Regions from separate parts of the Homo sapiens genome. Here region 1 is linked to region 2. A link is an interaction called in ENCODE POLR2A ChIA-PET data of the cell type or tissue named here. Cell type or tissue: IMR-90. All regions are shown on one strand. Each heading gives the region's core, and the rest is flanking DNA. Links, peaks and the distances in the headings are about the cores only.

Evidence for each region. Peaks named below come from ENCODE experiments on the same cell type or tissue, not always from the same donor. Only the 100,000 strongest peaks of a DNase experiment are listed, where the experiment ranks them.
Region 1: POLR2A ChIA-PET joins it to region 2 with 5 read pairs; 5 of 35 experiments call an interaction of 5 or more read pairs at or near these places.

What each region holds. Positions count from the first base shown.
Region 1 is chr4:54,931,231-54,943,392 of GRCh38, forward strand. No RefSeq gene overlaps it. Among named protein-coding and RNA genes, the nearest start is that of LINC02358, 92 kb to the left of the region's middle. In IMR-90, for the core only: no CTCF peak of the experiment used is centred there; no DNase peak of the experiment used is centred there; H3K27ac peaks cover 428 bases; H3K27me3 peaks cover 226 bases.
Region 2 is chr4:54,879,081-54,891,242 of GRCh38, forward strand. No RefSeq gene overlaps it. Among named protein-coding and RNA genes, the nearest start is that of LINC02358, 40 kb to the left of the region's middle. In IMR-90, for the core only: no CTCF peak of the experiment used is centred there; no DNase peak of the experiment used is centred there.

The DNA.
Region 1 (12,162 bases), core at 1,383-9,382, 52 kb after region 2:
ATGTGGAGAAATGGGCCTTATCATACCCCACTGAGAGGAACGTAAATTGATGGAATATTTCCAGAGGACAGCTTGGCAATATGTACATCTAGAGTGTAATTGACCCAATAAAGTCTAGCACTTTATTAATAGGAAATAAGCAATTAAGGCTTTGTACAAAGTTAAAGCTAAAATGGAGTTCATCCTGCTGTTGTTTCTAATAGTGAAAAATGGAAACAATTTAAATTTTCTGTAACAGAACTGGATGAATAGTTAGTACATATATGAACTGAAACCTGTCAGCCATTAGGTTGATGTATAAGAAGAGTAGCAGGGAAGCACTATATTATTCAATCAAAAAAGTTCTAAAACTATATATCTGATATCATCCCATTTTTGTGTAATGCATGTATAGAAGGATACACACCTAAATATTGAGAATAGTTGTCTCTAGATAGAGGGATAATGTTTGAATTTCATTTTTTTCTTTATATTTATTTTTAATTTCTAAATGTGCCACAGCAAATGTATTATTTTAATTATTTTCTAAATGAGTATTTTTAAAGTATGTTCCTGTAAACATTGGCACTTAAATCCCACCAATTTCCCTATTATTTGGAGTGGGGGTGGGGAGTGTGGAGAAGGAGGATCAGCAGAGATCAAAACCATCATTTAAAATTACTACTATTGATATAGTTTTACCAACAAATGAAGCCAGAAAATAGGGTCCTAGGTCTGGGCTGGAGAAGAGGCAGCTCAAACCAACTGCTCTGAGAAGTTTCAAAGCTCCAGGCATCCCTCCAGGGACCTTTTATGGCTACTCCCTCCTCCCTCTCCTCCTGATGAGACAGCACCCAAGTGCAATTTCACATCCTTATGGTTGCAGGTGGAGCATTTGTTTCATGGGCAGTTGTCTCAATTCTAACTGACCTCTGCTGAGGTGTCCTTGGCCCCACCCTGTCACTGGATGCTGTGCACAGGTACCCATCTGGTCTTTCACGGTGCCATGCCTTTTCACCGATTCCACTTGAGAAGTTCCTGCACTCTCTAGCCTCCTCATGCTGACCCCAGCCTCTGCTCTCCCTGCCAGTCTCAAACCTTCTCCATTCTTCAACTGGGGCCTAGAGATGAACCTGGATTTTCTTCACATCTCCCGCAAGGTGGGAGAAACTGGGTTACCATCCTTGACTTTTCTCCTGACTAACCACAGTGTCCATGTTGCCCCTTGGTGCTGCTTCTAGACCACTCTCCCGTTTTCCTGATCATCAACTCTCATGCCCATCCAGTTTTAAAGTTTATGTCATTAAATATCATCACTCACTACCCCTTCTTGTCAAGTTCATGCACCAAACCTCAGGTTGCACCCTTCATTCCTTGAAGATTTTGCAGCATGCTTCACAGTCACTCTCTCCATTACTATTCCTGGTATAAGAATGTGTGGGTTCAATATTCAGGGAGATAAACTTTCCTCAGCCTTGGATTCTTAGTTTCTTGATCCTTTCTCCTCTTGTGATATGGTGCTCCAACTGCTTTATCTGTTCACTCTCATGATCACATCCTAAACCTTGTTCCCAATAACTGAAATCCTCCATCATCTCAATTTAAGTCTACTGTCACCTCCTGTCTTTCTAGCTCTTTCTCTCTAGTACTCCTCCCTCCAAACCCTTCAACTCACCAGGATCTAAAATGCTTTGATTCTATCTCATTTGTGCTATCTTTAACCTCTCTCATATTCTTACTTCCCTCCTAACCCAGCTTAAATTCCATGATCAATTATTACAATCACTTCCTTGCATAGGCACTCAAGTTCTTGCTTCTTTCTCTTATTTCATTTTGCTAACTTAACAAAACTCCAACCCTGGTTAGATCCAATCCTCTGCCTATTCTGTGCCTGCACCTTTGCAGCTGAATGTAGCTGGAGAAAGCCAAAATTATTTTGGATGGTTTCATTTAAATTCATGATTGCACTTTTATGATCCACTCTCTCCTTAAACCTACTTCTCTACATTCACTCTCATCTGATGACCTTAACTCCTATTTCACTGAGAAAACAGAAGCAACTAGAAGGAAACTTGCACCACTACACCTACCAGCCTTCTAGCATCGGTGTGCATGTACCTTCTGCTCTCCAATTGCTATGAATGAACAGTCCGTGCTCCCAGCCAAGGCCAACCCCTCCAGTTATGCACTAGATCCCATTTCCTCTCACTAACTCCAGGTCATTGCTACAGTAGTTCTCTCTTCTCTCCTGCATTATTATTTTTTCTCTCTACTGGCTTTATCCATCAGCTTATGAATATTGTTATTTCTCCTACCCAAAGTCTCCCTTGATTCCACTTCTCCCTCCAGCCACAACCTCACACTATTATTCCTTTTATCACAAAACTCCTCAAGGAGGAGGACAAAAACTTGTCTGTATTCACTGTCTCCAATCCACTCACCCCTCCAAATTCTCTAGAATGCACTCAATGAAGCTTTGCAACTCTGAAACTACTCCAGTGAAGGTCTTCAATGAACTTTCCTTTGCCACGTTCAGTTGTCAATTCTCAGCTCTCATCGTAGTTGCCATATCAGCAATATTGAGCAAGGTGACTGCTTTCTTCTTGAACCACTCCCTTCATCCAGCTGGAAGAACACTATTTTTTCCTAGATTTTCTCCTACCTCATTTGCTGCTCTGTCTTAGCTTCCTTTGCTGGTCCTTCTCTTCCTCCTAACCAAGACCTCCTTAACATTGGGGGATGCTATGGCTTAGTCCTTGAACCTGTTCTCTTTTCTATCCACACTCCCTTTCCTGGTCTTCTCATCCAATCCCATGGTTTTAAATACCATGTCTATCCTTATACTGCCCACGTTTATATCTTCATCCCTGGCTTCTCCCCTGAACTCCAGGATCATAGATCCACCTACTACTCAACATCTGTAGTTGGATGTCTAACTGGACATGTCAAAAAGCAAGTTCCTGCTCTTAAGCACCAAATTTGCTTCTCCTCGGCATTTTCCACATCAAATAATGGCAACTCTCTTCTTCTAAGTGCTCTGTACAAAATGCTTGGCATCTTCCTCAGTTTCTCTTTTTCTCTTATATTAGATATGAGATAACCTATCAAGAAATCCTGTTGGCTCTTCCTTCAAAATATATACAGACCCTGACCACTTCCTATCCTTTTGTTGCTGTTACCCTGGGACAGGCTACCATTATTTCTTGTCTGGATATTTGGACACAGGTTTGCCTTCTCCATCTAACAGTCTGTTCTTTATTTAGCAGCCAGAGTGATCCTGCTAAACGCTAGTCAACTTGGGTCATACTCTTACTGAAATCCTCCAATCACTCCTCATTTCTCCTGGAGAGTAAGCCAAATCCATTACAATGATCTCTAAAGCCCTGAATGATCAGGCTGTCCTCTTGAATACCAAATCTTTCTCTATTTTTTCATGTGGCAGTTGTAAAACATGGTCCTCAAGTTCCTTGACAGTCTTCCCATTGAGAGGCCAGTGGTCTTTGTCTCCTACCTTTGAATCTGCTCTCTGTAATTACCTGATCAATAGGTTACAGCAGTTTCCACTTTCCGCCTTTTGGGACAGTTGCTCTTTGAACCCAGCCACCATGGGTGAGGCAGTCTAGCTGCCTGGAAAGCAGCCCATGTGGAGAGGAACTGAGGCCCCTGGCTAGTAGCCCTGCAGAGCCCTCAGCTGACAGGCAGCACCTCCTTGCCAGCCACGTGAGTGATCCATCTTAGAAGTGCATGCCCCAGCCCCTCACTGATTCACCCCAGCTGATGTCACATGGAACAGAGAGAAGCCATCCCCATCAACCCCTGCTCAAATTGCAGAAATTATTAACAAAGAAGTGATTATTGTTCTAAGCAATTAAGTTTTGCAGTGGCTTATATTAGGCAGCCATAGAGAATTCCCTCACTGCAGTTCCCTCGCTCACTCCCCACTGGCCACTGTGCCCTCTTGGCTGTTCCCTGGAACACCTGCAAATGCTTTTGTCTCTGGGCCTTTGCACTTGCGGTTCCCTTCTACCTCCAATATATACACATGCAGCTGTCCCACTCACCTCCCTTAGACCATTAACCACTTATTATCTTTTCAGTAAGACCTTCCCTCCTAAACTGGCAAACCACATATGCTACCACAAGGTTTCCCCCTCTTTTACTTTATTTATTTATTTATTTTTTTGCCAGGGTAATCATCACTGTCTAACATACTGCCTGATTTATTCATTTGGATTGTTCATTGCATGTTGGGCTCACTAGAAGGTAGACTCCATGATGGCAGGAATCCTTTTCTGTTTCATTCCCCGTGGCTTCCCTTTAGTCTAGAATAGTGTCTCTCCCACATGTTCTTCAATTAATATTCGTGATTCTACTGCAGTCATGTGCAGGGGACCCTGTAAAGAGTGTTTTTGTTGTTGTTGTAGTTTTGTTTTATTTTTTTTCCTCAGCTTTCACCTTCCCTTCCAATCTATCTTCTCTCCAGGATCTGTGTCTTCTCTCCTCCTTCCCTTTCTACCTTCCTACTGGACTAAAGCAGCATCTTTACTCCAGTCTCAAACAAAGGAAGACCCTTTACAAGTTATTCCTCACCCTGGAAGGACTTTCTCCTTCCTGGTGTCAGGAACCTCTTTTGTATCATATCCTGTGTTCATTCCACATTCGTATTTATTTTGAAACTTTATGCTCAGACCTCCATGCCTCATTTTTGCTGGCAAAAAGAGTAAACACTTCAACTAGTAAAATAAATGAGCAAGACCAGAGAGAGCACAGTGCTTCGGCTACATATTGCTGTGTAAAAACCACCTCAAAACTCAGAGGCTTGAAACAACAATTATTTATTTATTTTGTTCATGAGTCTGAAATTTGAGCAGGGCTCAGGGGGGACAGATTTCCTCTGCACCACATGGCATCAGCAGGGGCAAATCAATTAGGGGCTGGGATGTCTGCTTTCAAGTGCTTTTTAGAATTTAGAGATTCCTTCTCTGTCTCAAAAAAATCTGGCTTTCAAACTTTATCAGACTTTTTCTTAAAAAAAAAAAACCTCTCATTTGAAGCTCAGAGGCGAGCTTAGCCACTTTTCTTAGACTGCATCTGCCATGTCTTTGTGAAGCAAAGAATGCCACTGACCAATGTGCAGGGAAACTGAGGGCAAGGCATTTTATGACCATTGAAAAGTGCAGTCTCTACTAAAAATACAAAAATTAACCAGGTGGCACATGCCTGTAATACCAGCCACTCAGGAGGCTGAGGCAGGAGAATTCCCTGAACCGAGAGTCAAAGGTTGCAGTAAGCTGAGACTGCACCACAGCACTCCTGCCTGGGTGACAGAGCAAGATTCTGTCTCAAAAAAATAAAAATAAAAAAATGCAATTACTCAAATAATGTATACTGATTGCATTTCATTGATTCATTAATTCATTTAATATTTTGATTATGAAAATGGGCATATAGTTACATAGCTATATACAGCTTATAGCTATGTGACTATATATGTTAGTCTCTTTGTGTTGTATATCCATTTCCTAGAACACTGCCTGACATATAAGTGCTTTAAAAAAAGTTTAGAAAATTGAATAATAATAATAATAGTTAATATGTATAATAGTTAAATGTATTATGAATTTTTGCTAGGCACTATTCTTAGCACTTTATATGAATTACCTTTTTTAAAACTTTCAACAAGCCAATGAGGTAATATTATTGTTATTATTAGTATCCCTGTTTTACAGACAAATAAACTGAGACACATTAAAAACCTGCTGGGGGCTGTGTGTGGTGGCTCACGCCTGTAATCCTAGCACTTTGGGAGGCAGAGGAGGGCAGATCACCTATGGTCAGGAGTTCAAGACCAGCCTGACCAAAATGGCGAAACCCCATCTCTACTAAAAATACAAAAATTAGCCAGGAATGGTGGCAGGCACCTATAATCCCAGCTACTCAGGAAGCTGAGGCAGGAAAATCACTTCAACCTGGGGGGGCAGAGGTTGCAGTGAGCCGAGATCGCGCCATTGCACTCCAGCCTGGACGTGCAGGGTTTTTTTGAGACTTTAGTCTCAAAAAAAAAAAAAAAAAAAAATCCTGCTGGGAAGTGGCAGGCTGGGATTCAAGCCCAGGGAGTTAGACATTGGTGTGTACTCTCTTAATCATCCTATATGCATATATGCATAGGATGATTTGGAGACTACATAGGAGAGGTATCATAACCTAGCTTTGAGGGGTCACTTCCCAAAATGGTGATTTCTGAGCTGAATCCTAAAGGACAAAAAGGAATAATAGAATGAGAGGTTGGTTCTAGAGACTGAGGAAGGGCTTTCTTGGCAGGATTTGCAAGATTGCCTGCTGAGTTCCAGGCATTAGGCTAGGGGTAGGAAATACAAAGAGGAATAAGACATGCTCCTTGACTTCTATACAGAAAACTTGGGCATATTGCCAAAACAACGTGTGGTAAGAGTGAATGTAGATGTACATAAGGTGCTGTGGAAAGATAGAGAGAGCAGGAATCAAACCAGGGTCAAAAGTTCAGTGAGGGCTTCCCAGAGGTGGTGGCATTCGAGTTAACTGTTGAAGGATGAGTTTGCCAGACAAACAAGGAGTGGGAGGGGCATTTCAGGCAGAGAGAATGACACAGGCAATAAAAGAATCAGATGGCTTCTGAGACCAAGAAAGCCTCAAATATGCTAGGAAAACCATCATATTTTTCTTTCTTTAATATTTCCAGAAAATGAGTCTGCAATGTTGCACAGCATTGTCTCACACCCCTTGAGAGTAGAAGGTTGTGTTTGATGTTCGATCTTTGTTTATCTGCCTGAGATATAGACAACCCCACACGAACCCTTGTTCTCCAGCCAAGGTACATGAGACTCACCATTCTTGTCTTTCAGGGGACATTGCTAAACTAGTTTTCCTTTCTTCACAGACTGGAGGCATTCAGTTCCCTCCTCGGCCACTTCACTCAGTAAGCGAGGAGTGCATATTGAAAGTCAGCCTGTGCATAGAATGAGGCTGGACGCTGTAAGGAATAAACAAGAATGCAGCGTATTTTCCTGCCTTCCAGAGGCTACTTACCCTCCGTCTGTAGGGCCTGCTTTTCAAACCTCAAATCACAGCGCTGTTACCCTTTTGATGCTCTCCAGTGTCCCTATATAACATAGAAGTTAAAGATCCGTGCTTTAAAATCATATGGATAAGTGATGTGACAAGCGACTTTCTAATCTTTTCGAGTATTAGTGTCCTCATCTGTGAAATGTGATAATACTATTAACATCATGAGCTATTTCTGAGGATTAAAAGAGTTAATGTATGTGTAGGAAATTAAGACAACTTTGGAAATAACTCTTAGCAAGCATGACTCAAAAATGTCATTTAAGGATAAATGAGAATTTGTTCATTTACATGACTCAAAAATCCAGGGGTATTCCAATTACAGGACAAGTTTGATCCAGAGGCTCAAATACTGTTACAAGGACTTCGGCTTTCTCCACCTCCTTTTTTGGCTTTGCTTGAGGCTCCAGGTGATATCAAGATGTCAGCCAAGAAGCCCAGACCGCATCCTACCATGTTCTAGCCCAACATTCAAATGGAAGTTCTGGGTCTGACATTCATTGGTCTGAAGATGCCCATCTCTGACCTTAATACTGTGGCCAAGGAGTGGAACATGCTGAATGGGGTAAGCCATGAAGTCATCCTTGGAGATAAGCAGGTGTCAATTCCACTCAAACAAGTTCTAAGATTGGGAATGGGAAAGTTACCCAGAGTAAAACTGGGGTACTGTTTTACCAGAAAAAAAAGGAGAAAAAAATAGCAATGTAACTATATGCAAGTTAATCTCTTCATGCCTCAATTTTTCATCTGATAATTGGGTATAATGATAGTATTTACCTGATAAAGTTGCTATGAGAATGAAAAGAGTTAGTATTTATGAAACATTTAGAACAGTGCATGTTAGTATAAGTCTAACATGAATTTTGTGTTTTTTAAGATGTTTTATGATATCATAAAACAATATGTCCACGACATCATTTAAGACACCCCTATCACCATAGCTAAAACATAATAAATACTTAATGAAAGGTCAACAGGGATTAAATTTCAGTTGTGGATACCCCAAACAAACATTAACTCAACACTCCTCTTAAAGAAGAGCCTGCCCAGTGCTGAGTAAAAAAAATGTATTATCTGCAGCAGACATTTGTTATTTGTTGCTGCCTAAAACCTCTTGAATACTCTTTCTACATTTTGATAGTTTCCATTACTTTTCAAGAGTGTCTCATGAATCCTGACTACCCCTAAATAGGATACAAAAAACACTTTATTTTTCCCACCCCTTCCCACACTGCGCTTCAGTTTCTTTCAATCCTGTTGGATCCATGAGAGACTTTCATTTGGAAATGAGTTAAGGAAATGAGGGGGGCATGGAACATGCATTGCGCTGGTGCAGGTGGTGGCAGACATCTGGTTGGTCCCAGGGTCAGTGTGAGGCATCACCCTTAACAGGTCAGTTCTCTACGGTAGTGTTAAGCATTGTTCCTAGAGCATTAGCCCAGAGATTATTCCTCTAGCTCTTCTGAAGATTCTAGGAGTGTTTAATATTCCCTTAACAACACTTCTTACATAAAGCAGGTAGAGTGATAACGTTATCTGCAAATGAGAACACTAACTGATACTGCCTAAGAATTCCCACAGCTCTGGCACTGCACAAGCTTTCATTACAGCTGTATGCATACATTTTATGTATCCCTTGCATACAGCTGTATGTATCCCTATGCCTGTGTCTCATCTTCTTATCAGACTGTTCCCCACAAAGCGAGCAAGGTGCCTTTTAAAAAACTAATGCCAATCCCAGCACTTTGGGAGGCCAGGTGTGTGGATCACCTGAGGTCAGGAGTTCGAGACCAGCCTGGCCAACATGGTGAAACCTCGTCTCTCCTAAAAATACAAAAATTAGCCAGGCATGGTGGCGGGTGCCTGTAATCCCAGCTACTAAAGAGGTACAAGCAGGAGAATTGCTTGAACCCGAGAGGTGGAGGTTGCAGTGAGCCGAGATCACACCACTGCACTCCAGCCTGGACGACAGAGTGAGACTCCATCTCGAAAAAAAAAAAACAAAAACTAATGCTGGAAAAACACCAATTCTCTGTATGACTGAATAAATGGAGACATCACTGACCTGAAAGATCATGTGGGAGAACATAAGAATCTTAAAATGTGAAAGAATTAGGAAATTATCTAGCTCTTACCAAGCACTGGGCAGATGAGAAGTTGAAGACCCGGAAAAGTTAATTTGGCTTGAAATTTTACCCTTATATTTCTAGTTGATATTAAGGATAATATTAATTATTTTTAAGATTCCCTAATTTTATTTTGTTGCTATTATTTGAAAGAATTGAACTGGCTTTGGACATCTATTATTCTTTTCATAGAGACTTTGAGCTTTATGACATTTATTGCAAAGAGCTTCAGCCAGCGATAACATCAAACAGGAACATACTCTGTATTTGTTTTGTAGTGGCTGTACCCCGCTGCTGGCTCAGAGGAAGGTGCAGCCTTCAGAGCGTGGATTCTGGAGCCAGAATGGCTGAATTTGAATTCTGACCCTGGAACTTTCTAGCAATGTAACTATATGCAAGTTATTCTCTTCATACCTCAATTTTCCATCTGATAATTGGGTATAATGATAGTATTTACCTCATAAAGTTGCTGTGAGAATGAAAAGAGTTAATATTTATGAAACATTTAGAACGGTGCATGTTAGTATAAGTCTAACATGAATTTTGTGTTTTTTTAAGATATTAAGCTTGCAGTTAACCAAACTCTCGCATGTCTTTCAAGTATGTGGCTGCCAATTTATTCTCTCCCAATCTCAAGTTGTGCCATTGATTTCATTTTTAGAGCCCAAAGGTAAGACTTTGAGTATCCCTTTGGTGGTGCTGGCTCAGCATCACTTTCATTTTCCTTCACTCTCTGCACCCCACCCACCTACCCACCCACCCATTTCCTGGTGCAGGTGCTAACAAGAGAGTTGGAAACAGAAGGGAAAGAAGTCTGCTGCAAACTAAGCGTGCAGTGTGCAGTCATTGAGATTTGACTGCATCTTAACATTGGCACTCAACCAAATTTAAGTGGCTCTAAGTACTTTTAAATTAGGCATATAGTTAAAATTTGACAAGCACATAAACTTAATAGCTGATTTCCAGGCAAAATTACTACCAAAACTGATTTTAACTGCCAGTAAAATAAGCCCAGGGGGTTGTTATTCAAGGTAGCCCAGTAAAATGAAATAAGGATCAGGACAATGGGAACAGTTGTGAAGATGACAAAACTGTCATGTCTACAGGTGGAACTAAGTGTCTGCCCTGTTAATGGATATAGACACAATTCAGGGAAGCAAGCCATCCAAATGCATCACTTGAATCCTGTTTGGTTGTTCTGACGTAGAAGAAGAAAAGAAAGAGAATCAATTGAGGAAATGTAAGATGCAGAACTACAAAAATAAACTTGCCGTCCCTGACATCTGTGTTTATAAATGCACTATATTAAACAGCAGAGATTTTCCCCATCGTTAGCCAACACCAAGATGGCGTCTTGCAGGCTTTGTTTTTTCTTCACCCCTAATCGTAAGGGCTTTCTTTACTCTCTCTTTGCTTCCAGCTTTTGTCTTATTCTCCCCATAAAGAGTTGGCAGAGCATGGCTGGGCAATTTCAGAAACATGGTTTATAAGTGACTTGCTCTATTATTTTGCTATTAAAAGTGAGTCTGTGCTAACTATTCTTTGATGAAGAAGCAGTCCCTTCCAGCCCCCAGGTGGAGATTTTCCCTATCAATAACGCCAGAACAAGTTTGAATCAAAGAAATGACACATACAGTGGCCAGATGTTTGGAGAATAAGAAAGGGAGCTAAGTTCACACAATTGTTCTGCCTTCTTGCTTTCCGCTGAGGTTCTTTCCTGTGAGCTGTAGGACTCATTAACAGACAGCTCTGCTCTGGGCATGCACACCGACAGCCTCAGCCTAGCCCTTCAGCGAGAGGCTGCTAACAGGCGGCCTTCCTTTTCCTGTGCAGCTGGTGTTTGCAGAAGGACATGATTTGAAAGTTGATTTATTTACCCTGTCTTTGAAAAAAAATGAATGGACATAGATGTCTGTTTGTTAAAACAATTAATAAACTCTAATAATATGATTAGAATTTAACAGAAAAACATCGTTGGCTTGCAGGTGGAAATCCAAGGTCTTCAACTTTTAGGATGTTCATCATGTAGCTGTCTCACTCAGAACAAGATAAGATGACGTGTTTGGTCTTTAAAAACAAAACAGTCAGGAGATCGAGACCATCCCGGCTAAAACGGTGAAACCCCGTCTCTACTAAAAATACAAAAAATTAGCCGGGCGTAGTGGCGGGCGCCTGTAGTCCCAGCTACTTGGGAGGCTGAGGCAGGAGAATGGCGTGAACCCGGGAGGCGGAGCTTGCAGTGAGCCGAGATCCCGCCACTGCACTCCAGCCTGGGCGACAGAGCGAGACTCCGTCTCAAAAAAAAAAAAAAAAAACAAAACAAAACAAAAAAACAGCTGATCAGTTCTTGTTTTTTACTCTACAGCCTTTGAGTCATGAATGAAGAAAATCACTTTCACTTGTGGGAGCCAGTGGGCTCCAGTTCGTGTTGTCTCTGTTGTCCGTGGAGACTTTGAAGATGTTTATATGCACCTCAACTATCAAGAGGAAGAGAACATGCCAGAAAGGGCCTCTTCCTCTTGGGCTAGCTCCTCCTCTCAAGTCCCTTCAAAAAGTCAGTGTGTCTGAGACACAATAGACACAGCTTAAATAAAGTGAAGAGGGATAGGCCGTAGAAGAAGTAGTTTCTGTCTTTAAAAAATGTATTCATTATTTTGGGGAATAATATAAACCTGAACACCAATTTAAAAAACTTTAAAGGACTATTCAGTGAAAAATCATTCTCTCTCCCACCCTCACTCCCCATCAGCCACCATGTTCCCAAACCAGAGGCAACTGCCATTATATTTCTAGAGTATTCTTCCAGAGACATCCTATGTAGATATAAACATTCATACATACACATATATATGCTTTTAAAATATGCAAATGATGTACAATACACATTGTTCTGCACTTTGCTTTTTTTTTTTCATTTAACAATACATCAGACAAAGATGTTTTTTCTGCTCAAAGT
Region 2 (12,162 bases), core at 1,505-9,504:
GATGTGAGTCTAATGAAGGGACTATTCTGAAGGTATGGCTAGAGGTAAGAGAACCAACAAGAATCCAGGTGTTAACAGTGAGGAGAAACTGTTATCATCCATAGACCTGAAGACCCAAAGGCAGGGTATAGCATTCCTAGGGCCTGAAGAGAGATGAGATAGTGGAAGAGGAGCCTTTCATAGTAGCTGGAGCCAGTGCTGTGCCTCCTGGGAAATGTTTAACAGCCTGCTCTTCAGGAGAAAAAAAAACCTATTTGTAATACTGATTTTTATGCAGTAAATCCTCCCACTATGGACAATTTCAAGCTACCGATGTGGTCAGTGAACGTGGAGTTTGGAAGAGATGCAGAGTAGCACATCATTATGTATTTTGATCACACAGGTAGAGGTAAGGAACTTCAAAAGCATAGATAATAGTAAAATGCAGTAAAATAATTAGGAAGTCATGGGTTTTGAATATTTGTTATTTTTAATATAATCTATTTAATTGTACATATATATGTGCTTTATTTTTTAATACTGACTATGTTTAGCAACTGGCCCACAAAATTACTGGAAATTTAACAAGCCACAGCAACAGCAAACCACTGGCTGTGGCCATAGAGGGAATAACCACTATCCAAACCAGAATTCTGAGAAGGATCCTGGGAAAGAGATACCAGGCCCTCTAATCTCTAACCAAGGAGCTGAGAGAACACTGCATCCATGAGAGTATGCTTTCTGCATGAGTCAGCCCCCAGGGTGCAGGGCCAGCAGTAAAGGATAGAGAATGAATCTAGTGGGTAGAGATAAATGACAAATAACCACTGGAATTCCTAAATGTATATGTTTGAGATTCAGGGTTAGGCTAGTTGTATGAGGATTCCCCTAAAGTACCTTTAAAAGTACATAATGAGGCAAAAATCACCAGGAATCTATTTTTTTAATGCTCCTTAAGTGATTATGATATACAACAAGATTTAGAGTAAGGTCTTGCTTGAATATGGCTCTCAAGTATTAACGGTGCCACAAGTGACTGTTTTTCTTTTTATTTGAGCTTAACTGTTATCTAACTTGTCCATTTGAGAACATCTTCCTAGATTATCTCATTACTTCAGGAGGTGAGATAAATATAAGTGGTGGTTTTAGGATTCTAGGATTCAGATGGGAGTTGTACTTTAGCCAGGAGCTGGAAAGGCTAGAGCCAGGACAGAGAAGAGACACTTAGGTAATTTAGAGCACTGCCTAAGCAGCCAAGCAGAGTACAGTGGTCCTTCAGAGCTGAGGAGGCAGAGGTCAGAATTTGGGGCAATTTAAATGGGTAGAATCTGCAGAAGAGGTACCTTAGCATGGGCTATTATAACAAAATACTATCAACTGGGTGGCTCAAACAACAGAAATTTATCTCTCACAGTTCTGGAGGCTGGGAAGTCCAAGATCAAGATGCCCACTGAATCTGTCCCCCAGTGAGGGCTCTCTTCCTGGTTTGCAAATGGTCACTTTCTTGCTGTGTCCTCACATGGCATAGAGAGATGGAGAATGCTAATCTTTCTTCCTCTTCTTCTAAGGACACTAATCGCATTATGAAGCCCCCCGACCCTATGACCTCATGTAAATCTAATTACTTCCCAAAGGCCTCCACTCCAAATAACATCACAGTGGGGGTTAGGAATTGAACCTATTAATTTTAGAGGGACACAAACATTCAGCCCATAACAAGAGCACAGCAGAGAAGAAGGACCTGTGCAGAGGAAGAGCCCAGGAGTTCTCTGGTTCTGTGGATTTCATCCATGAGTTTTTGACTGAGGTCTAGTATATACAGTCAAGGGGACGACTTCCCAGAGAGTGGTTACTAAAGGATTGACAGAGGAAAAGAGATCGTAGAGATCAAGCAGTACTGGAGGATGGGAATAGTAGCTCAGCTGCAGAGAAGAGATCTTGTTTTGTTAACACCTCTCTAACAACCTGGGCATTCAGCTGAGACATCAGAAAGCACCTGGCTTGGGGTAAGTACTTTCTCTCTTAGCCTCCTCAGCAGAGTTCCAAGAGAGTATTAAGGCCTAACACCCCAAGGAATCCATTGAATATAATGAATTAACTTCTTTCCTAAGCATCTAGAACAAGGGTCAGCAAATTTAAATGGGCCAGATAGTACATTTTTTGTAGGCTTTCAGTCCAAGAGGCAAAACCTAGACTATTACATAAGCACTTAAACTGTATAACCATTTACAAATGTAAAAACTATTCTTAGCTCATGGGTCACACAAAAATAGGAGATGGGCTGGATAGGGACCAAAGGCAATAGGATGTAAAGTGAGTCTTGGTGAACAGATGGTAAATTAGTGACAGAAATATAATAGGAAAGGGTATTTGTTGACAGAAAAATATATTTAAAGGGCACAGACATGGATAAGGGCTAGGAGCGAGGGGGGTGAAACAAACAAGGACACTATGGCTGGAACAAGAGTTAGCTGCCGGAAGCGGAGGCTCAGAGGTAAGCTGGATGAACACTTATATGGGATGCCAGAGTTAATATGAAGTGGAAATAAACTTCCACATTTCTGGTTGGATTGTTGATTTCCCACTTCTTAAAGTTAACTCTCAGTTTTCCTTCTCAAAATTTTCCTCCCATCGCATATCTATTTTAGTAATGACATCATTGTCTATTCTGTTATTTATGAAGGAAAGCAGACTCCTAAATTCACTTCTCATCACTCTATAGTCAAATCAGAAAGATTCGCATTTATCCGTCTTCACTGTCACCACCCAAACCCCACATACTGCGTCTCTCTAACCCAACTACTTTGCTAACGTCCTGTTTCCATTTTGTTTCCCTTGCATCCATCCTTCACAGAGTAGCCACAATAATTATTTAAAAACATAAATTGGAGTCTGTTTCTTTCCTGTGTAGTACCCTTCAATGTTTTCTCCTTTTGCATAGAGTAAAATCCAAGCTCTGTAATTGTTCTTCACACATTCGTGTATGTTTTCAGCACATGCTTTCCTCTCCCACTAAATCTCACACGTCCCCAGTGCTGTCCTCCCTCAAGCTCTCTGGTCTTCTGGTTTTCCCAGGTACATTTGTCAATAGCATTCCCTTCTTGGGTCTTCCCCCTTCTCCTCACATAGCCAGATTCTTTTCATAGTCTTTTCCTTCAAGTTTCATCACAAAGTCACATTCTCAGAGAGACCTTCTTAATTGTCTATAGCGATTCACTGGGTTTGTTTTTTAATTTTAAAAAAAGTTCTTACTTGTTGTCAAATAAAACACAAACAACACAAACCTGCATAAAAAATATTACTTAATGAATCACTATATGGTGAACACCATCGCAACCACAAACCAGCTGAAGAAACAGACCATTGACAGCCTCCCAGAATCCTTTTCACTGGCCCCGTACCCAACACAGTCCTCTCTCATACCACTAAAGTAAATGTTATAATTGCTTCCTCACATTTATCTATAATTTCATCATTCAAGTCCTCATCCCTAAACATTATAGCCTTGTCCATCTTTTTGTTTAACTTGATATGTCTTTTAATTCTCTTTATTTACCGTTCCTTTTTTTTATTACCATTTTTAACACTTCAACAAATTAAGGAACAATTTACATATGATAAAGTTCATGAATTTCCAATGTATAGTTCTATGAGCTTTGACAAATGTATATACCTATGCAACTACCATTCCAATCAAAACACAGCCTGTCTCATCTCTCCAGAAAGTTCTGCCTTGCCCATTCCAGTCAGTTGCCTCCCCTACAGGCAACCACTGTTCTAATCTTTACTATTCTTTCTGTTTACCTCATCCTAGAAGTATGTGTAAGAGAAATCACACAGTATGTACTCTTTTGTGTCTAATATCTTTCACGCAGCATGTTTTTGAGATGCATTTCTGTTGTTTTGTGTATCAGCACTTTTTTTCTTCATATTGCTGAGTAGTCTTCCATTTATGAATATACAACAATTTGTTCATTCTTCTGTGGATAAACATTTGGGCTATTTTTAGTTTTTGACTATTGTTAATAAAGCCATTATAAACATTCATGTAAAAATGTGCATTACAATATCATTTAACACCCAGAAATGACTTAAATATCCAACAATAAGGGATTGGTTAAGCCAATCTTAATATAATAATACGAAAGTATGAAATCATTTAAAATTGTTTACTAAGAATTTTTTGAGGGATGCAAAATATTTATAATAGAAGGTTAAAGGAGAAAAGTAGAATGCAACTTCTTCTGCAATATTATTCTCAACTCCGTTAAATATGTGCTTATGCATATATGAATATATATTTTATATAAATGTGAATGAAAACTCACCAAAATATTAATGAGACTTTTCTTAAATGGTTTGATTACTGGTGACTTTAGTTTTATTGTTTATATTTCTTTGTATTTTCTCAGCTATTCCCAATCAGAATATTATTATAAGAAATTATAATATACATATTATCTATAAATATACATTTATAGATAACTATGGTAATTTTATAAGTTATAAATATTATTTAAAAATAAAATTGCTGTAAGGAAAATTTGTATTTAGCTATAATACAAAAAATAGTATACTAGCTACTTGGCTAAATGGCTAAATGACAGAGCCATTTTAACCCAAAGTTACACTGAATGAATATTTTACTTCTGGGATCCTGATGTTTCTTTGGCACCACTGTCTACAAACCCAAAACAGGATATGTAAGGAGGTTGTTAGTATTTGTGAAAACATTTACAACAGTAAAACAAACACACATAGAAACAGTGTGGATTTGTAGGGGTGAGAGCTCTCATAAACCAGCATGAAATTTCTGCATTACTAGGCACCCAGTGCCTAACACATAGCAGGTTTTCAATCAACACTTATTGAATTCATGAACAGACATGTACAAAACCTAGTGAAATAATTTGACATGATAGAAAGGCTGTATACGCACCAGTGTAATTAAGGAGATGCTGATACGAGCACAAAGTTTTGGAAGATGAGGGAGCAGGACAAAAGAAGTCTTCAGAGAGAGTAACACTTGAATGAAATCTTTAAGAATTAGTGGGAAATGCATGAGATAAACAAGAGAAGAGATGGCCTTCCAGGCAGAAGAAAAAGCATAAGGAAAGAGACGAATCTGGGGCAAGCCTATCACATTCCAGGAAATGCCAGGGCTAGAATAAAGGGTTTACCAATGCAGGCAGTTGGAGTTCAAGCTTGAAAGAGTTGGAAGGAAATAAAGAATACCAAATACCAGTTTGAAGTAAAGTGAGCTTACTACTCTATTTGATGAGTGAGTTGCACACAGGAGGGTAGCATTCAGATATCTCATAGCCCATGCAGGGCTCAATATGCCTGGCAAAGACAAGGCATAATACTCAGGTGTGAGTTCAGCCAGTTTCCCAACAGAAAGGGCTGCATATAGGGTGAAAAGAAGGAATCACATCAGATCAGGCAAAGACTATTCTGATCTCAAGTCTCTGATTGGCTCCTAGGTGGACTCTAAATTTTGCATAATTAATTGGTTCCCTTCAGATTTCATGTCACTGATGCTGGAAAGATGGATTTTAAGTGTTGTAGGATGAGTTGGGTGAAATTCAAGAGGGGTAGGGTTATTTCATGGACACCTTTGATTAAATTTGCCCGATGTTCTTAAGTAAGAGAACACAGAGACAGTGTAGCAGGACCCTGTGTGGCATGCTAAGACATTTCAACTCTTTTTCCTGGTCTATTCTCCAACTTCCTAACTGGTCTCCTTTCCTCTGGTCCCGCCCTCCTCCAATACATTTTCTGTAGCTTATGAACCACAGGTTGTTGATGTCCATTCAACAGATAATGACTGAAGACCTAGCAAAAATGGGATGCTCTGACTTCCTTGCTTAAAATTGTTCAGTGGTCCTTGTTGCATATTTACAAAGTCCAAAGTCTTTAGTGGGGCAGCCAAGGATGTCTAAGATCTGATATCAGCCTTCATTCCTGCATTGTCCTTCACCCTCATTCCCCTGACTAAGATACCTCTCAAATGCTACTGGTGCTTTGAAGTTAGACATGGCTATCAATTTCAGCTGCATCACTTACCTAGTCATGTGACTTTGGGCACATTTCTCAGCCCCTTGAAGCCTCAGCTTCTCTATCTGTAATATGGAGTCATAACACTACCTTCCTTATAGGATTGGTTTTATGATCAATGCTGATCTTGTTCATAAACTAGCCCAGTGCCTGGCACATAGAGTTCATTTTATGTCAGCTATTATAATTATACCAGGTAGGGCTCCACAGAGGACCAAAGGAGACACATAAGTGCCTGCCTGCCCCCAACTTTTCCTCAGTAAAGCTGAACAACCTGATGCCACTTCAAAACCAATAGTCTTTAAATGTTCAATATTCATTTTGAAGAGTGTTGAGCCCTGCGTGGGCTGTGAGTTAGCTGGGTGCTTCCCTCCTGTATACATCTCACTCATCAAAGCAAATACTCAGCCACTGATCAGCCCGCTCTTCTCAGAAGGTAGCTTATCATCCTCCAGCATTACTTGAACTTCTCCCTGGGAAGAAGATTGTAAACCCCTCTCACTCAACTCAACTACCCTCTGTCTCAGGGCTATGAGAGTTCCTTGGCAAGGGAGAGATACAGAGGAATTTACCACCAGCCTACAGCCAAGTAAGCATAATGTTCCAGCAAGGGGAGCAGGGAAAAGGGTTTCTTTTCTTATGTTTCACAGAACAGATATGCAATTACAACTTTCTTTTACCCTATTTGGAATAGAAAATAACAGATTCTTTTTAAATTTTAAAGAAATGCGTAAAACAAACAAGTATGTGTAATAGTGTGTTTACAGATTTTAAATGTTCTCCCTTATTGTAGATATGCAGGTAATATTTTAGAAAGTGTAAGCTGTCATTTGCCTGAGACTAACATACAGTGGTAATAGCCTATTAATAGTAGGGTCAGGGTTCTAAAACCCCACCTACAAATTGTTCCTGAGGATCTTCCATAAGCAGATGCCTAGGCTACTTCACAGCCCAGGCCTTCACTGTGCTGAGTCTTCTGCCTACTATTTACTTCCATGTGCCATCTATATTAGTTTCCTAGAGCTGCCATAACAAATTGCCACAAACGTTGATGGTTTAAAACAGCAGAAATGTATTATCTCGCAGTTCCAGAGGTTAAAAGTCCAATGTCAAGGTGCCAGCAGGTTTGATTCTTTCTGGGGTCTAGAGGAAGAATATGTTGCATGCCTCACTCCTAGTTTCTAGTGGTTGCTGACAATCCTTGGCATTTTTTTGATTTGTAGATGCATCACCCCAATCTCTGCCTCTGCCACCATGTGGTGTTCTCCTCATGTGTCTCTGTGTCCAAATTTCTCTCTTCTTTTATAAAGATACCAGTCATTGGGTTGGGGCCTACCCTAATCCAGTATGACTTCATCTTAACTTGATTTAATCTGAAGACTCTTTATTTCTGACTAAGGTCACATTCACAGGGGGGTTAAGAGGAATATATATTTTGAGGAGGCCTGATGTAACTCAAACCACCATCCATCTGGATAGCTTTTAAACTTCAGTTTAATGGTACCTTAGAGACGATGCACCTGATTCTGTCCTCCCAGGTAGAATTGTTCACTCCTTTTTTATGCTTTTTCTGAGCCTCTGTTCAACTTTCTGTTGCCTATATCCTATAACTCTCTTTGTCCCTGTCAAAATATTCAAGCATCAAAAAACATTCAAGTGTCAGCAACAAAAGCTTTCCTCTTCCTCTTTCTCCTGCTCCTTATCCCATTCCAGCCACCTCGAAAGGTATCTGTGTTTGTGTTGTGATCCTTCATATGCAGATCAGGATAACAGGTAGAGCTGAAAAATAGACAAAATCTAAGGTAGGTGCTAAATTGATTTACATTAGCAATGGAATTAACCACTATAGAGGAAAATAATATATTCAGAGGTCAAAGGGAGGATGAAAGTGGGATCTGAAAACCTCTTGATATTCAACACAATGTTGTATATCTTTTTGACTCACCAGTAATAGCATAGTACCTGGATCTTGGCAGGTAATCGTTGAATAAATGGTGTTAATCTTACAATCTTTGGGAGCTACTGAAATATTAGGTTGTGAGAATGAAGGCACAACAAGTTTTGTGCTTTAGAAAGATCACTGTTGCAGAACTCTGGAATTTGTAGAGCTATATCCCAAGGATCTAGAACTCAGATTTCTTTTTTTTATTATTATTATTTGAGACAGAGTCTCACTCTGTCACCCAGGCTGGAGTGCAGTGGTGCGATCTCGGCTCACTGCAACCTCCGCCTCCCAGGTTCAAGCGATTCTCCTGCCTCAGCCTCCCAAGTAGCTGGGACTACAGGTGCCCGCCACCACGCCTGGCTAATTTTTCTATTTTTAGTAGAGACGGGGTTTCGCCATACTGGCCAGGCTGGTCTCAAACTCCTGACTTTGTGATCCGCCCACCTCAGCCTCCCAAAGTGCTGGGATTACAGGCATGATGCTGGGATTCTAGGCCACCATGCCTGGCCTAGAACTCAGGTTTCTTATATCTTTCATAAATTGTGTTTGGTTTCAATGTAAATTATTTTGTCTTCTTAGAGTTCTGAATCTTTATAGAAAAACATCAGAAAAATCTAAATTCAGAGACATTCAACAAAATGCCTGACAAATACCCCTCAAAACTATCAAGGTCATCAAAAACAAGAAAAGGCAGAGAAAACTATTAGAGACTCGATGAGGCTGAGAAGACACAACTGCTAAAGTAATGTGGTATTTTGAGTAAGATCTTGGAACAGGAAAAGGACATCAGGGGAAAACTAGTGAAATCTGAATACATTGTAGAGCATAGTTAATAATAATGTGTCAATATTGGTTCCTTAGCTGTGACAAATGTCTCATAGTAAAGTAAGATTGTTAACAGTAGAGGAAACTAGATGAGGGAATACAAGAACCCTCTATCTTTGCATTCTGTAAATCTAAAACTATTATAAAATATAAATGCTTATTTTTAAAAAGTTTGAGGAAAAATGATTTTATTTACTTCCTATAAATAAAACCCCACTCTCCTGCCTTACTAAATGTTTTAAACATTCTTGAGACTTTCTTTAACATTTGAGGATCTTATCTAAAGCTCAGAGACATCATTCTATTAAGGGACACTTTACAGGATTGTGTAACTGTGATACGAAGCAGAGGCCTCTAAACTCTCGAATTTCAAAAACCAGTGAAAGTTCAGAAAAAAACTAGGAATCTATCAGAGTGTTTCATATTATTCATTGTGTCAAATAAGACTAATACTTTTTTAGAAAGACTACCATTCTATTATTGCTAACACATTATAAAAGACTGTTTTAACAACTCAAAATGAAAAGAATAAAAGTAAGAATAAAGAAAAGACCTTTTCATTGAATGTTATCATTATGAAAAACTTCCACATAGTTCTTATATGTCTTAGTTTGCTGCAGACTGGCCAAAACTATTTCCTAGGCATTGACCAGCATTTGGGAACCACTGGATAAGGGATGTGGCTGAATCTGTACTGAACCCAAGGAAGTCACTGGAAGGGCCTTCTGTTTTGCTTTGTTTTTAATAAAAATTGCTGATATCCTTGATTTAGCTCTTTTTATTGATTAAAAAAAGATCTTTTTGGAGCATTTTCTCCTTAGAACATCAAATCAGAGTTTACTGCCAGTTTTTTAATTTGCTAGTTTTTGAGGTCTTGATCAATTTGCTTACTCTCTTTAACCTCCCTTTGTCTTCCACTATAAAGTGGGGACGATAATGCTATGGTAGGCAAGTCCTAAAGTGGCCCCCAAAAGTCCTGCTTTCTGGTATTCATGTATAATCCACTCCCTGGAGTGTGGGTTGGATCCAGTGATTCACTTCTACCAAATACAATATGGTGAAAGTAATAAGATACCACTTCTAAGATTAGAGTACAAAGAGACCGTGCCTCCCAACTTAAGAGCTCGCTTCACTTTCTTGCTCACTCACTATGAGGGAAGCCAGCCACCATACTGTGAGCTGCCTTACGGAGGAACCCACGTGGGAATAAACTGAGGGAGACCTCAGCTAGGTTAAGATCTGAGGTCTTCTCACAGCTGTGTTATGAGCTTAGAAGATAATTTTCCCCCAGTCAAGCCTTTAGATGAGACCACACCAGACCAACAGCAGGACTGCAACCTTCTGAGAGACCTTGACCCAGAGGTACCTAGCTAAGCCACAACCAGATCCCTGACCCACAAAAATTGTGAGGTAATGAATATTTGTTGTTTCAAGCTGCTAAATTTGTGTAATTTGTTATATGGCAATAGATAACTAATACATATGCTTTTGCAAAAGTTTTGTGAAGAATGATAGGGAAACTGGGTTTAATTAGATTCCATATGCTAATGAACTCAAATATATGAAGAAGGGAGCACCATGGCTGGCTCATAAAATGCAGTCTACAAATGTTAGTTTCCCCTCCATTCCCCTCTCAAATGAGAACAATAATACCTGCTCTATTGTGAAAATGTTTTGAAAGCTGTAATGTACTGGGCAATTATAATACATGTAGTAATGTAAGGTATTATTGTAATAGTAAAGAAAACATTGTTACTTTAAAAGCCATTTGCAGTTTACACTAGTTGACTCGGAAGAAAGGCAAAAATTATTATGAAGAAAGCAGTTGTTTTGTTCAAGGAGGGAGGGAGACTAAGCAGGTATGATTATGAAAGAGAAGAAAATTTTAATGGGAGCTGGAATTCAAAGCAGGAGGTGACCCTGATAATGTGTCACCCCTGAGAAGTATTGGCCATCTTGGGAAGGTGTGGCCTTTTCATAACACAGGAGAGGGGTCCTCATACTATTTAATGTGTATGTGAAAAAAAAAAGCCTGTCTCTAGAAAGGTGGAGAGTCTGGAACATATGGGCAGGACATACATGGATTACACAGTGCATACAGGACTGCAGTTTAGCCCCAGAATAAAGCTTAGAATTGAGTCTGGGGACAGAATCTAAACTGCAGGCATAAAGCAAATTATTCTATTAACACTCAAGAAATGTGGTCTTTCCCAAAGCATGGAGGACAATCAGGTTTTTACTACATCCTCATTTTATTTATTATTATCAATTATTAATAGTATGAATTACAATTAATTAATTTATCTTATTAATCTCTTATTAATCAGATACAAAGGAGACGTGTTGTTTACTAATCAAGGAACTAAGTCAGCAGTAAGTTAAAATTTTCCATAACTTACATCATTTTAATAAACCTTTGTAGTTTCTTGGGTTATTTTTTTTATTTTTTTTTTAGTATACATATTTTTAAAAAACTAAGAATCTAGAAAAGTTCAGAGAATAAGACACTTATATAATCACGTTCGGTGTTTCGTTCTGAGATGTGGCTGTATGTCTCCTTTATTTAACTCTTTCACAAGCCTTAGGACAAAGTCTAAGCTGCTGGGTACAGCATTCAAGGCCTTTATGATCTGCCTCATGGGTATCTCTCCAATCTCATTTCCCACCCAATACTTACTCCTTCTACAACACACTCCAGCAACACCAAACTGCTAGAGTTCCAGAACTCACCCTGCTGTTTCAGACTTCTCTTCCTATAATTTACCACCCACTTCATCCTTAGGAACTCAACTCCAAGGTCACCTGCATGGGGAAGCATCCTCTACCTCCATCAATCCTTTCTCCTAGCCCCTGCTGTCCTGGGTTTTCTGTTTCCATAACTGCACTTATGGGTCAGAATGCGGGATGTTTAGAGCCACCACTTACTGGCTGTGTGACCTTGGGCAAGTTACTTAACTATTCTATCCTTCAATTCCTTGCTTACAAAATGAGGATAATACCGGGCGCGGTGGCTCCCGCCTGTAGTTCCAGCACTTTGGGAGGCCGAGGCGGGCGGATCACGAGGTCAGGAGATCGAGACCATCCCGGCTAACACGGTGAAACCCCGTCTCTACTAAAAATACAAAAAATTACCCAGGCTTGGTGGCGGGGGCCTATAGTCCCAGCTACTCGCGAGGCTGATGCGGGAGAATGGTGTGAACCCGGGAGGCGGAGCTTGGAGTGAGCAGAGATTGCTCCACTGCACTCCAGCCTGGGCCACAGAGCAAGACTCTGTCTCAAAAAAATAAATAAATAAATAAAATAAAATAAAATAAAATAAAATAAAAAATGAGGATAATACTAGTACCTGTGACATA